2 separate regions of the Homo sapiens genome follow, and region 2 is linked to region 1. The links are chromatin loops, found by intact Hi-C in ENCODE. Cell type or tissue: endothelial cell of umbilical vein. All regions are shown on one strand. Links, peaks and the distances in the headings refer to the core of each region. The heading gives the core; the rest is flanking DNA.

What was found. Peaks named below come from ENCODE experiments on the same cell type or tissue, not always from the same donor. Only the 100,000 strongest peaks of a DNase experiment are listed, where the experiment ranks them.
Region 2: it touches region 1 in a loop (11-fold over the local background); 2 of 110 quality-filtered maps call a loop at or near these places.

What each region holds. Positions count from the first base shown.
Region 1 is chr10:3,920,808-3,928,688 of GRCh38, reverse strand. All of the region lies in intron 1 of LINC02660 (long intergenic non-protein coding RNA 2660), which reads right to left. Among named protein-coding and RNA genes, the nearest start is that of LINC02660, 13 kb to the right of the region's middle. In endothelial cell of umbilical vein, for the core only: no CTCF peak of the experiment used is centred there; a DNase peak (open chromatin) is centred at 4,138; H3K27ac peaks cover 2,299 bases.
Region 2 is chr10:4,350,099-4,357,979 of GRCh38, reverse strand. No RefSeq gene overlaps it. Among named protein-coding and RNA genes, the nearest start is that of LINC00703, 30 kb to the left of the region's middle. RefSeq lists an enhancer at 3,759-4,958 and a silencer at 6,029-6,323. In endothelial cell of umbilical vein, for the core only: no CTCF peak of the experiment used is centred there; DNase peaks (open chromatin) are centred at 3,849, 4,569, 5,149 and 6,049; H3K27ac peaks cover 4,183 bases.

The DNA.
Region 1 (7,881 bases), core at 1,207-6,206:
CATCAATTTTAAATGTCATTGTGATATATCTTTTCAATATGTGTAATAACATATAAAATACACATGGAATCTAGTTACAGTCAAGTTGACAGTCTCTCATGGGGACAATTTAAGTATTAAAAGCTATAAATATATATTTACTAGTCCTTTATTTTGCTGTTGTGTATTTTGGTAGTTTCTCTTACAATTCTCTTAATAACTGCTTTAGTCTCTGAGCATAATAAGTGTCATATATTTATTTATATATTTGTATTTTTTCATTGTAAACTCAGTTAAAACATAAAGGAATCAGGGCAAAAGCAAGACAAAACTTTTTCTGTTGAAATGCAGATAAGCAGATAACATAAACCCAGACCAAAATGCACCTTATATGCTATTATGTGCACAGTTAATGCTGCTTGCACGGGATGTGGAACAGCCAGGCACTGGGCCAGCTCTATGAAGATGGGTGGTTATCACCAGATATTGCTGGACTTAAAATAGTATAGTGTGTCTGTGTGTGTGTGCGTGCGTGTGTGTAAGTGTGCACATACAGGCTGAGGTATGTGTTTATTTTTCTGGAAAAATAATCAAGAAAAAGCAACAATTTTGGGGGAAGAATGTGATGAAGGGAAAAGTTTATTTTATAGCTGTCTAGTCTGCTTAAATGTTCTATGTGAAGGTCACTTATTGTTAACCATGAAAAAAAGTCAGTCCAAGTTATCTTGGTGCAATCAAAATCACACTTCTTTACACGCCTCTGTATTTTAAAATCAACTAAAATTGATGGTGTTTTGGGGGGTTTTGTTTTGAGACAGAGTCTTGCTCTGTCTCCCAGGGTGGAGTGCAGTGGCACCATCTTGGCTCATTGAAGCTTCTACCTCCTGGGTTCAAATGATTCTTCTGCCTCCGCCTCCCGAGTAGCTGGGACTACAAGCGAGTGCCACTACGCCTAGCTAATTTTTGTATTTTTAGTAGAGATGGGTTTTTGCCATGTTGGCCAGGCTGGTCTTGAACTCCTAACCTCAAGTGATCCTCTTGCCTTGGCCTCCTGAAGTGCTGGGATTTCAGGAGTGGGTCACCACACCCAGCCCTAAAAACAAGTTATTTTAAAATAACTAAGTTATGACCTATTTGGGGCTTTGATTAATAGATAAATATATGAATGTAGAGAATGTACTTAAATCTTACACATTCTTTTAACACCTTTCCTGTACTTTATAGGTTGGCATCGCTATTTCCACTGACTTGCTGAATATTCTGTAGCATGAAGTAGAGAGTTTCTTTGCAGATCTTCTATGCTGGTGCGGGATGTTCTACATTCTTCACCAGGTGCGGGCAGTGGGCAGGCCACCATGTGCTCTAAGCACCCAGCATAACTGAGCCAGCCCTGCTGCTGAAGGGAATCCCAGGAGACAAAAATCACCTGCTTTGGTTGCTGGCACCTTCATCACCCAGGAATTTTACAGTTAGTGTGCTAACTGCTCCGAAGCTTATCATCATCTTTACAGTCACCTACCACTTTACAGATGCGGGAAGGAAAATACGAGCTCAGACACACCGCCAGGTCAGGGAGGCGTCTTTGCTGACTGCCGTCAGAGGGCCCAGCTGCAGCTTTGCCAGGTGAATTTTCTTCTCACCCACAAGAATTTTAAAAAGCAAAGACGGAGATGCCCACATCTAGAAAAAGAGCTTGTTGACATGCACTCAGGGTTTTCGTGAGGAATGAATCGTGTTGGGAAATCCCTGCCTACTGGCCACCTTATCTATGCTCCCAGCACTGAAAACTCTGAGAATTTTCTTCCGCTGCCAATTCCAAGAATGTAGCACATTGCATCACGTCCATTCTCAAAACGAAGGCCCACCCGTGGGAATAATTTAGAATATGCTGCAATGGGAGGGGGGCGAGTTTGGGAGGGTAACGGTTTTGGGAAACTGTTATTTCTTTGAAAAAGATGATGTGATGTTTCAGGCAATTTTGGCAATGCATTACTATTTCAAATCTCTTTCCACCTAAATGTGCCAATGGTGCCTCAGACATATTAATTCTGGAGATCTTCTTTGTTAAAAGGAAGGTAAGCCATCCTATCTCGTTACCAAAACCACAAAGTTTTGGGATAAAAGGAGTGATGTAAAACAGCCCCAATGCCTCCTCTCCTAACAGCAGGGGTCATATCCACCTCCTCGTTATGATCGCTTTAAAATTACAGAATTCATGCAAAGTGCACAGAACAGCAGGTGGCCAATGCCTCTTTGTCTACCACAAAGAACAACACCAACAGTAACAGCCTCTTAGTGGTATGATCTGAGATTTGAAAGAGCTTGGGAAAAAAGACAGTTGTGGAGGGAATTGTGGATGATTCAAAGTGTCTTGCTCTACCACATTCCTCTCCATGTATCCATATTTATAATTATTCCGTGACACATTTCAGATGGTTTTCATTCATGAAGCTCTCTGCAATGTACACCACGTACGTAAGAATTATAAAGGAAGGAGAAGAACTCAGACTGGAGAGTATATATACATATATAATAAGATATATATGGCCAAGGCGGGCAGATCACAAGGTCAGGAGATCGAGACCATCCTGGCTAATATGGTGAAACCCTGTCTCTACTAAAAATACAAAAAAAAAAAAAAAATTAGCCAGGCATGGTGGCATTGCACCTGTAGTCCCAGCTACTCGGGAGGCTCAGGCAGGAGAATCACTTGAACCCGTGAGGTGGAGGTTTCAGTGAGTGGAGACCAGGTCAGTGCACTCCAGCCTGGGCAACAGAGTGAGACTCTGTCTCAAAAAAAAAAAGATATATAAAAATCATATATTTGTAATATATAATAATATAAAATAAGGAGATAAGTAATTCAAGTTGATAAAATGCATTTATTCCATTAAAAATATTATTATAATTAGGATTCAGTTTTTACTGATATCTCCATTGCTGGCACTAAAACAAACCTCTGGACCAGTATAAACTAATTCAGAATTATTTTTTGCTTGCTTCCTCAAAAGATGTCTTTTCCTCTTTCTGCATTGCAGCTGCCTGTCTCTGGGTTCCTGGCTCCTGTGTGGTGACAACCCCTTCCATCCCATGCCTCCCGGTGAATCCCAGCCTCTCCAGTTCTTAGTCGGCCTGGCCCTCGAACTCTGACTGCAAGCCTGTGGCTCTCCTGGATTCCACATTCTAGGACCTGGAGTTTCTTCACATTTCACTGGCTGAACCCCACAGCACTCCGTCCCCTTTTCATTGCTATTGCTCTACTGTTTCCTGTGGTCCCTGATTATGTTGGGCCTCTCAGAGGCTTCGGGTAGACTTTTCTACTAGACTGTGAGGCTGTGGCCATCTGCATGTACAACACAGGAAGGCCTTGTGGTGATTACAGTCATGAAAACTTTTGTCCCAGCACATAGGCTGAAGGATAATTTGACATGAGGGTGAGATTTGACTCCATTTAATTGGACATTAAATGAAACACATAGCATGCCTTTATTTGGTATTTAAATTATATGTTAGAGAAAATACTTTACATGCTGGGTGCAGTGGCTGACGTCTGTAATCCCAGCACCTTGTGAGGCCAAGGCGGGTGGATCAGTTGAGGTCAGGAGTTTGAGACCAGCCTGGTCAACATGGTGAAACTCCGTCTCCAATAAAAATACAAAACTGTCCAGGTGTGGTGGCACACACTTGTAATCCCAGCTACTCAGGAGGCTGAGGCAGGAGGATCACTTAAACCCGAGAGGTGGAGGTTGCAGTGAACTGAGATCATGCCACTGCACTCCAACCTGGATGACAGAGCAAGACTCTGTATCCAAAAAAAAAAAAAAAGAAGAAGAAGAAGAAAATACTGTATATTCTGTATATTCATAATATTTTTGTCTGACATTTGACATTTTGAGTATCTGGTATTATAATTCTATCATAAACAGTGGCCCAAGAACCTACATGGAACTTAGGAAGCTTTTTCCCCATAGAAATATAAAGTTATTTACAAATTAACCTTTAACATCCATCAGTTTGTACACTGGGAACTGATTTTACACAATTTTTACTCTGACCCACAGGTCAAAAGCGACATCATCACCTCCTGAAGGCAAGTCCACACTGGGCCCCAGGAGCTGAGCTGCTGCTTTTCCGGTTGACACATTTCCTCACATGCTTCCATCAATTCTTTCTGTGGTCACCACACTCCATGTTAATTACCACATCCTTTGCCTTGCCTGTGTTGGATTCTATTAGTGGCTCAGCCTAAACTCTAGACAAAATTGAGTCATCCCGCTCTACTCTGACATGGGATAGTCAAGAACAACTATGTGGAGACCGTATTTGGCGATTCCATGATATTAGAGACAGAAGCTTGGGCTGGGGGGAAGAACAAGCCATTTCAGCAGTGCCCTTCCCTTTCCTTCCTTGAGGAATTCTTATCAATGTGAGGTCATTAATACCTGAAAGACCAAGAATAAAATAGGGGTTTTGGAATGAGGTGCCAGGCAGGTAGGAAGAAAGGGTTGGAAATGTTGACACAAGCCCCACCCAGCTCATCAAGGGAGCACATTTGGGTTTGAGCCCAAAGCTCTCAACAGATGAAACCCCATCTCTACTAAAAGTACAAAAATTAGCCAGGCATGGTGGTGAGCGCCTGTAATCCCAGCTACTCAGGAGGCTGAGACAGGAGAATAACTTGAACCCGGGAGGCAGAGTTTGCAGTGAGCCAAGATGGCACCGGTGCAATCCAGCTTGGGTGACAAGAGCAAGACTCCGTCTCAAAATAAAGAAAAAAAGAAAGAAAGAAACCAGCTGGGCATGGTGGCTCAAACCTATAATTCCAACACTTTGAGAGGCTGAGGTGGGCAGGTTGTCTGAGGTCAGGGGTTTGAGACCAGCCTGGCCAACATGGTGAAATCCTATCTCTACTAAAAGAACAAAAAAATTAACTGAGCATGGTGGCATGCACCTGTAATCCCAACTACTCAGGAGGCTGAGGCAGGAGGATCACTTAAACCCGGAGGCAGAGATTGCAGAAAAAATAAATAAATAAATAAAAAGAAACCATTTCTGGAGTGGCCTCTCTCCATGCATCCCTCAAGAACCCACAGAAAATGATCAAGTTGGGGGTTCTGCATCCAAGCCCACCCTCTCAGCTTCTTGCTTTCTGCCTTAGATAAGACTAAAAGATCACAACATGGCAGTACTCCTTGGAAAATACTTAATAAATACATAGAAGTGTGCAGGGCAGGGCAGCCAAGGTCTGGACATCCCAAGTCTATGCCGTGAAATAGTTCAGAATAATCATTCCAAGACTCCCACAAACACACAGCAGAACTGAGATGAACACTGAGTTTCCACGATTGTTACAAACAACAACCAGCTGTGGGACATGGCTGGTTCCCTCTTCCTTACGGTGCAAGGGGCACCATTCCTCAGCCTTAGATATCAGCCTGTTATTCCAGCAGCCAAGCACTAGTGCTTCACCTCGGCAGGTGCACTTCCATACCCACAGGTCAGCCAGTGACCCAGCCTGGACAGATAAATGCCCTAAAATGGGTGAGGATTGGTAAGAAAGCAGGAAATCATCTTTTCTTGAGATCCAGGAACTTTGCAGGGGCTGCCTTTTCTACTACGCAGAGAAAGCATGTCTGAAGATGAAGCCAGCATTATGTGAAGCAGAATTGCAAGACACACACTGAAAAACAGAATTCCAGTAATATTATTGAGCTCCTGGGTTTGGCAGTACCTAAGGACAGCCCACTCCTGGGACTGCTACCTTACCTGAGCCCCTTTGGTTTATTCTAACATGATGACCGGGTGTGGTGGCTCACGCCTGTAATCCCAGCACTTTGGGAGGCCAAGGTGGGAGGAACACTTGAGGTCAGGAGCTTGAGACCAGTCTGGCCGATGTGACAAAACCCCATCTCTCTTAAAAGAAAAATACCCCCAAAAAAATATTAGCCAGGCATGGTTGTGAGTACCTGTAGTCTCAGCTACTCAGAAGGCTGAGGCAGGAGAATCACTTGAACCCGGGAGGTGGAGGTCGCAGTGAGCCGAGATCGTGCCACTACACTCCAGCCTGGGCAATGGACTCCATCTCAAAAAAAAAAAAAAAAAAAGCTGTATTTCTGCTACTTATCATTCTAAGATTCCTGACTACTGCTCCACAATTTTTTGAAATAGCATGTTTTAGAAATCATATAAAAACAAAAACTGCAGGCTATATTCACAAAGGGTCACTATCAATCATGCAAACTGCCTCTTATCCATTTATCCATCAGTTCTTAATTTCATGACAGAAAATTAATACCTTATTTTTGAAATAACTTTTAGTTCTTGTAAGGGTCTTCTAATTAAATCCTTATGCAATGCAACTGAAATAACACCAGAAACACGTGGATTTGTCAAGTAGTCAATGTGTATTTTTATAGCACTTTAATTTTTTTTGTACTCAGGCTGATAACGCTGGGTAGTTTTCTCTTTAAGCAAAAATAGCAGGTGAGAGCTGTGTACTAACAAGATGAAATCGCCATATCAGCCATCAGTTCTAGATGGCATGAATCCACACAGACCCTATGACTTAGAGAATATGAGGTGCCTAATTCAAGACGGGGGTTCATCTACATACAGAGAGGGAGGAGGTTATTCAGAAAAAGGAACATTTTCTTTTCTTCTCTTTTCTTTTCTTTCCTTTTCTTTTTTGAGATGGAGTTTCACTCTGGTCTCCCAGGTTGGAGTGCAATGGCGTAATCTTGGCTCACTGCAACCTCCACCGCCCAGGTTCAAGTGCCTCAGCCTGTCTCAGCCTCAGCCTCCCGAGTAGCTGGGACAACAAGCACACACCACCACGTCCAGCTAATTTTTGTATTTTCAGTAGAGACAGGGTTTCGCCATGTAGGCAAGGCTGGTCTCAAACTCCCGACCTCAGGTGATCCGCCCACCTAAGCCTCCCAAAGTTCTGGGATTACAGGCATTAGCCACTGTGCCCAGCCAGAAAGGAATGTTTCTAACCTATCCCAAGTGTATCCTTGTCTAGAGCAACACCAGAATATCATATCAAAGTGGAGGCTGCTGGGAAACATCCTTTCGGTAGGGAGGGGTTAATGGACGAGGATGGAACACGTCTCCTAAGGCAGCCAAAGAAATGGGGATGTGCAGGCACCAAAGCACAGGGCGTGTGTTACGTGATGGAGAAAAAGATCTTACTAGGTGAGAGGAAAAGAAAGAGGGAGTAAATATTTGTCACTGCTATTTAAAAATAAAATTAAAAAGAGTCCAGAAGCAATGGCTCACCCCTGTAATCCCAGCACTTTGGGAGGCCAAGGCGGGTGGATCACCTGAGGTCAGGAGTTCGAGACCAGACTGACCAACATAGCGAAACCCCGTCTCGACTAAAAATACAAAAATTAGCCAGATGTGGTGGTGGGTGCCTATAGTCCCAGCTAGTCGGGAGGCTGAGGCAGGAGAATCGTTTGAACCCGGGAGGCAGAGGTTGCAGTGAGTTGAGATTGTACCACTGCACTCCAGCCTAGGTGACAGAGAAAGACTCTTTCTCTAAATAAATAAATACTGAAAGTAGATTGCCTCTATGAATTAACTTGAATTATTTTGTCCAGCAAGGCATAATCCAATGATCCCAACAAATAATTCAGCACACATTACGATAGCTATGATCCAAATGTCAAAGGGGAAAGGTGGATTGAGGGAGAAAAATGGGTGTGTGTGAAATAGTTGACGTGTACAGTGGACTCAGCACTGAGAAACAAGAGGAAGAGAACTTAAGTGACCACATTTTCTTCTAGCCATCATCTCAAATAACATTTGGAAAACGATTTTAGTAATTTTACTTTTAAGATAAAGCAAAATACTGCTAAATGCCATTCTGTTTCAGTGGGTGTAAGCTTTACTTTATAAACA
Region 2 (7,881 bases), core at 1,434-6,433, 430 kb before region 1:
GGAAACATGCACAGCCCTGAAGCAGGCAGGGCAGGTGCCTGCTCTTCATGGGAGGATGTGCTGCCTGGAGAGGGCCACAGGCTCGGTGTGGCTTTGCCTCCACTTGTCTTTGCTAGTTTATCTCTTCCTTCTTTTTATTTTATTTTTCTAGTTACCACAAAACTGTCTATATTTACGGGGTACATAGTGAGGTTTCCGTACATACAATGTATAGTGATCAGAGTAATCAGCCTATCATCTCAAACATTTATCATTTCTCTGTGTTGGGAATATTTAGCATCCTCCTTCTAGTGATCTGAAGCTATATAATATATTATTGTTAACTATAGTTATCCCACAATGCTATAGGATACTGTAGAATACTAGATACCTTGCTCATATCTTGCACTTTTAGGATAAAGAAGGCTAATAAGTCAGCTAAGTTTGGGGGGTCACTAAATTGTTGTCCATATTAGTATCTAGAAATAAATGGGTGGAAAAACAGCCCCAGGGCAGGCGGTGAGATCCAGGAAATTTTCTGTTATACCCTACTGAGCCTCTTTAGTCCTTGCTAGCTATGTTTTCCTACTTCTTTTTTTTTTTTTTTTTTTTTGAGATGAAGTCTCACTCTGTCACCCAGGCTGGAGTGAAGTGGCACAGTCTCTGCTCTCTGCAACCTCTGCTTCCCAAGTTCAAGTGATTCTCCTGCTTCAGCTTCCTGAGTAGCTGGGACTACAGGCGCCTGCCACCATGCCCAGCTAATTTTTGTATCTTTAGTAGAGACGGGCTTTCACCATGTTGGCCAAGCTGGTCTCAAACTCCTGACCTCAAGTGATCCATCCACCTCAGCCTCCCAAAGTTCTTGGATTACAGGCATGAGCCACCATGCCCAGCCTGTTTTCCTCTTCTTTAAAAGTCTACTTTTCTACTTGAGCTTGATGTCTACTTTCTATCCAAAATCCAACGTTGTAAAGTTCCCGTGACGCCAAGAGCTTCCACCTTTATGTGCATCAACTTCTAAAATCATGTTTCTTCTTTCATCATAAAAATGTGAATTGCTGGTTTTCAGTAAATGCTTTGATGTACCTAAAAGATTGTTCAACTTTTTCCCAACTTTTGTTAACTCCAGTGACCAACCACTTATCATTAAAAAATGTCCAAATCCTTGCTTCTCAATCACTAATTATGGTGGCCCATGAAAGAGATGGTCGAGGATCCACTGACCCAAGAACAAGGGTGGATACCAAGCCCAAGTACTCCACAAAATAACAAATTCTGTGAAAGCAATGCCAACATCTAATGAATTAGAGAATGAATAGAGTCCATGTAAATATGTATTTTGAGCCAACAAGATAAAGGCAATGAGAAGTGAGAGTAGAGTCCATGAGGGTTATTGCTGGATGGAAGAGTGTTGAGTCACTGAAGAAAGAGAATAATGTACTGCATATTTCCCTCCAATAATTTTGAGCCCAAAAGATGATATGCAGAGGGGAATCGGCCAATTTTTGAGACAAATATAGTTGAACCAATTTGTGTTTTCAGACACAGCCCAAAATAAAATGCATTGTCACATTTAGCCAATACTGAAAATAAATTAAAATAATGAAATTTCCACAAATGGTTGGTTTGAACACATGGTACAAGGCTGACCTTTTTTCCTTCTGGTTAAACACAGATGTATATGATTTACTCATAATCCCTTCATGCATACATTTTCAGCTATGGTTTATTTTTTCATTGTAGTAGCAGTGTTTCTTCTGTTTCCAAGTTAAAGGGTTTCCTCAGTTCCATCTAATTTCCTTTACATGGAATTTAACCTCTCCTCTTATCCCCAAAGCAAAGTTTACTGGAATTGACAGTCTAATTCAATGAAAAAGAAAATTGCATGTCCTCAAATATGTAGCCAACCCATACTCAAAGAGCTACATCAAAATAAAGACTAGAAACTTGTTTTTACTAAGTGGTTAGCTTGGTAAAATTTGTGAACTAGAGTAAGAGAGGCAAATTATTTTGGCCTTCCTGTTAGTGTTTAAGGCAGTTCTAGTGTTTGGTGAACTTGGCATCTCACACACAGATACACAGAAAGTCACCAAAATAACTGTGGCCACTTTTTCGATTGTGAAATATAAGTCAAGTTAATAAAATGGACTTAATTCTTCATGATCCACGTTCATAGAGTTGATACTTCAAACGTTTGTAGGGTATAGGAATTGAAAACCTAGATTTGAGGTCTCTCTCAGTTACGGGGAGTATAGTGCTGACCTCACTTCATTTCAATGGCCTGGTCACTAAAATGAGGATAGTAATGAAATCTTCCTCAATGGTTGTTGGGAAACTTTCCCCAGATGAATGTACTGAGAGCTGAACTGAGATAGTCAGAAGCCACAACACACATACAGAATCTGACTTCTTTGTAGCCCTTATCAGAGAAGGAATCATTTAAGGTTCTTAAGAATTGTGAATGACGTTGAGTAAACTCCCAATAAATATTAGTTATAATTGCTGACTCACTTAAATAGAATGCCACCTGGTATTCCTTGAATTTTTGCTTCTTGTTCCTTGAATAAATGTGTAATATGAATCATTAACAAAAAAGAGAAAAAAGTTGCTGTTTTAATTTGGGTTCCCTGAAAAACATCTTGAGAAAAGGGTTGGATTGTAACCCAAGAGATGGGCTCTTCCTGACGTTCAGTTCTTGCTTGGAAAGTGGAGGTAATAAACGATTTCATTTTATTTTGTTTTCCATCCTGTATCATGAAAGAGTTGGAATAAGAATGTAATAGGACACAAAGACAGCGCTATTATCTTACAAATTACTTCATTAGACAGAGAAAGTATGCATGTTGGTGAGAATTTAAAAATGCATTTTGCTTGGATAGTGTACAATTCATAACAGGGACTTAAATGTAAAGCGTACAAAACAGGAACAAATATTGTAAAAATCACCTTTACTAAGGCATATGAATTCTATCAGCTGCCTGGCATACTGTGGGCACAATTTACAAGTATTAATACATTTACTTCTCATTCAGTGCTTTCAGGGAGCTACTAGAAATTCTCCCATTTTACAATTAGGGAAATTCAGGCTCAGAAACTTCTGCATCCTGCTCAAGATCATCTCCTGTCGTCTTGAATCAGTATTTGAAGGGGAATAGCCTGAGCTCATACTCCACAAGCGTGGCCACAACTCCATGCCACTTGTTCATTTATCTTTTGGGATGCCTTGTAATGATTGGCTTCATGTCCTCTCTACCTTCTCAGCTAACAGCTCAGTGACAGCAGGGTTCTTTGTACCTTATTCACCCTTACGCTGCCTGTGCCTCACACAGCGCCAGACACCAAGGAGGTGGAGAATAGATACTCGTCGACTGATTTGTCATAACATAGAGCTGCTCATTTCCACCTGTATTTCTGGTGAAAGAAAGAAAAGCTGAGGTCAGTTTTATGGGCCATTAAATGTTTTATGCTCCCGGCAAAGCTGACTCAGTCCCCAGGCAGGTTGTGTTCTGTGCTGCTATGTTTCGTCCACAAGAGCTGGGCTTATACTTCAAATAATACATCCATTCTAATCACAGAAAATGCATTTTCAGTTCTAAATCAGTCACTCGTGTTATATTTGAAATATACTTTCCAGGTTCAAGCACCTTTCCCTGTGATGGACAGCTTTGTATTTAAAAGAATCCAGATTCCCTTTGTTTGCACTGTACTTTCTCCTAAAGAATTTGAGAACTCCTGTTAAACACAATGCTTTTGTTGGAGGTTACAGGTTGTTTTGATTAGAAAATGTAAACAAAGTAGATTCACATTGTCCACAGAATCTGGAAATTACACCTTTACCAGTTATGGTGTTTATGCTGTTTTCTATCCTTTTAGATAAAATTTACCAGAGGAAATGACTCAGCAATGAAAATATTATGTTGTCCAGGTGCCAGTGTTTTACAGGCTGGTGGTAGTGAAGACGTTAGGTTGAGAGTAAATGTCCTTTAAATAAATTGTGTGTAACCTTGCCTATTCAGGAACAAAAATGAAAATCAAGAAGAAGAAGGAGGAACAAGAGGTGAGAGAAAGGGATAGTTGGTAGCGTATGTTGGAGTTTTATTTATAGTAACTAGCTAGTAAACCATTAATATATCAGCATATTGATGGGTTTTTCCCCGTGTTTTCTTTGAAATCTCTGACTAGATTTTGTGATTAAGTGTCACTCTGTAAATGATAAAGTAAATGAGACTTCATAGTGAATACTAATATTGAAAAAACTGAAAACAGGATTATAAAAGGTTTGCTTTTTGTATAGCAGCAAAGCAACTAGGATCTGTTTATAGAAGTAGACATTAAAAGCAGAGTCTCCTACTAGCACCTTCTGAGAGAACCACAACCCTTATTTAACAGTTTATCTATTTTTGTTTCTAACACTGGCTCCTAATTTGTCCATGTATTAAATATTTTCCTGGAAGAGTATGACATAAACCTGCAAACATCCCAGTGGTTGGAGAGATGCTTAACAAACACAGATGGATGCTGGTGATATCATAAGTACCAGACCCGAGAAGCATCCTTTTACATTTTTCAATCAGCCACTTATCTAAAGAGAATTCATATCTTTCCCCGATCCTCCCTACCTCCTCCTAGAAATCTCAGCCCTAGCCAGGGACATGAGTCGAAGGGCTTTTCTTTCTCTCTGGCATTATTATAGGAGGACAGTGTGAGCGCTGCAGCAGGTCTGAAGTGAGAGGAGAAATGAGAGACCTTTGCTCCATGGCTGGGCAGAGGCAACGCAGTCCACGCGGATGTCCCTGCTGGGCTATTGTGTTCTGAGATATGGAACTCGGCAGTGGTCGTGATGCCCCCAATCACAGTGGAATTTAATCATTTCTTATCAAAGCATTGTCTCTTCCAGATATTTTTCTCACTCTAAACAGCCGGCGGGAAAAAAAGAAAAGATAAGAGGAAGAAGGGAGCTGAGAATCTTTTGTGAAAGGTGAGGAGGTGAGAAGGTGAGGAGGCACCAGCCACACTGAGGAAGGAAGGGCTGTTGCCAAGAAAAATGCTTCTCCATCATAACTTGTCCTTTCCTCTGCTTTTCCTCCAGCTCTTTTCCTCCTGAACACCACTTAGTGATTGGCACGAAGCACATTTTACCCCTCCCCAGAGGCAGCCGACCTGCAAGACCTGCAATAGTCACACTGTGTTAAAGAGCATCTACGCGGGAGGTAGTGCTAACCTCAACAGACTTTCAGAGGATCCAAGTCTGTGTGCATTCGGCAGGAACGCAGGTCTGTAAAGTGACAACACAGCCATTTCATAATCACCCATCTGTAAGACATTTATCAAGAGCCTGAAAGCCTGATAACTTATCTCCCCTCTTGAAAGGGGTATCCTAGTCCAGAGGATCCCAAGACTTCTCGGCTTGCCAACCTTTTAATTCAATCCCCAGGATGATTTCTTGATGTTTAGCAAAGCTACTCACCAGGCTCTGTGAGTGGAAAACTCTGGGAAGTGTTCCCTGAAAGTGCTCAGACCCTGGCAGAGAACAGGGTCTTTGTGCTGTGAACTCTGATCCTGTCCTGTGGGCCTGAACCTAACACATCCTATAGTGTCCACCAAGATTTGCATCAACCATGTCCAGGTCCTCTGCAGATCATCCCTGGGAATGCTCAGGCCTTTGGATGTGCTTTCATAGCTGGTCTTTGCTTTCCTCTTGTCTCTGGGTCTCCAGAGGGACTCCACTGTCTTGCTCAGCTCTCTAAGCCCAGAGTCTGCACAGTGCCTGAAAGAGAGCATGTGCTTAGTGAATATTTATTGTGTGGATAAATTGATGACTACATGAATTAGAAACAACCACTCAGCCTTATAGGGTAGCTGTATGTGGTAGGCAGAATAATGTGCCTCCTCCCGAAGACATTGTAGCAGAGGAAAAAATGTATTTTTCTTACGCCAATCTTAAGTTCACTGATTGAGACCCTGCAAACTAGACTGATAAAACATAGATTAACAAGACAAAAACAATCAGGAGTTTACTAACACTCACATCCTACATACACATAAGAAAACCCAGTGATGAGTCACTCTACTGGGTGGTTTGAACTTGGGCTTCTATAGCATCTTAACAAAAGAACAATTAATTATTACAGTGATGGCAAGAGAAAGAAAACGGACATTTAGTTTCCAGAGCAGCAAACTGGGAGATAGTAAACATATGAGGCTACAAGGCAAGGGCTAGTGAGTGAGGTTTGTTAGGTCAACTTCTGTGGACCCTACAGGATGATAAGGGGCTAGAGTTTTTTCGGTGATTAACTCCTGTCCTTCTGGGTAGAGAGAAAGGGAGACACCTTTACAAATGATGCCCTGCCTTAGGCATATGGGAAGGGTTTGAAAGATTTTCTTGTATTAGCATATTCTCAATTGTCTTTAGCCCAAAAGAATCCTTATGCCAAAGTGGCATATTTTGGGGTAGCATGTTCTGTACCTCCAAAGCTTGAATTGATTTTATTTCTTCTCTGACTGTGCAAAGGCACTAAAATGCAAGGATGCAAATCAAATCTCAGGCTGTCTCTAAGACACAGGCCAAGGGACAGCTTTCTGAATAGTGAACTAAGGGGATATGTTAATAAAACAAACTGATACAAAAACGTATGTTCAGAGATAATTTATGTGGTAGTTACATGACAGCCTCAAAACACAAGATTAAGATAGAGAAACCAAACCAGGAACTAATAAGAAAATCAACCATTTTCAGGTTCAACCATTAACTCCAACAAGGATAAAATTGCCAAACAAGTTATTTAGCATTGTGTGAGTGAAATATGTAGATTTCCATATATCTTGTTATCTGGCTGACTGACTTGAAGTCATTTTAATTGAGTCAAGCCTAATCCATGCAGTTTTTTGGAAGTAGAATCCAATAGCCAGGGTAATGTCAGTTGCTATGACAAGCATCCATTCAACTATACAATGGCTCGGAAAAAAAATGAGGTCTGTTTCTCATTCCAAGGTGATGGAGGTCTATTTATCGTTCAAAGAATGTGCAGAAATTGGTGTTCCTAGTCAATGGATGGCTCTTTTTAAGGAAGTGACTCAGAGACCTGGGTCCTTACATCCTATGGTTCCACCAGCTTCAACACTTCCAAGGCTGCCATGCTCCTGTGCATGAAGGTGGTGAAGAAGAAGATAGCATTGGGAATTGTACATGACAGAGTTTTATGCCTGAAAATGGCGAGTGCCACTTCAGTTCTCATTTTATAGGGTAGATATATGTCACATTACCATTTAACTGCAAGAAACCCTAAGAAATATGGTTCTGCCATTTTTCCGGAGTGAATGGAAAATGAGTGAGTAGTTACCTGGTGTCTGGCACTAGAAATCAGGGAAGTATCTGTGATATACCCTAGCTAAAGCCCTGGGAGTTACCACCTCTCACAGTTGATTGCAGTCTTGAGCAATCACATATCATGAATATTTACAACTAAATGAATAATTGAAGTTCACCTGTTTCAAACCTTCCTTTGCAGATAAAAACAAAGTCTAGAAAAGCGAAATTCGTCTTCGAAGACCATGCAACTTAGCTAATGACAAAACTAAAACAATTTTCAAGTCCTAAATTTGTACCTAAATATTCTTTCAACCACAATTTGTAATCCAGTATTTGATTTTTTAATCACAAGCTCTCTCTTTGGGAATTATTAAAGTGAGTAATCATAAATCACTAGAAGTTTGGGAAAAGTGATAAAAACTTAGGGATTATGTCTGTTAAAATATATTACAGGATAATGCCCATCAATCAACAAGGGAAAAAAGAAAAGGTGGTATATATTTATACCATGGAATACTACTCAGCCGTAAAAAGAAACAAAGTAATAGCATTCACAGCAACCTGGGTAGGATTGGAGACCATTATTCTAAGTG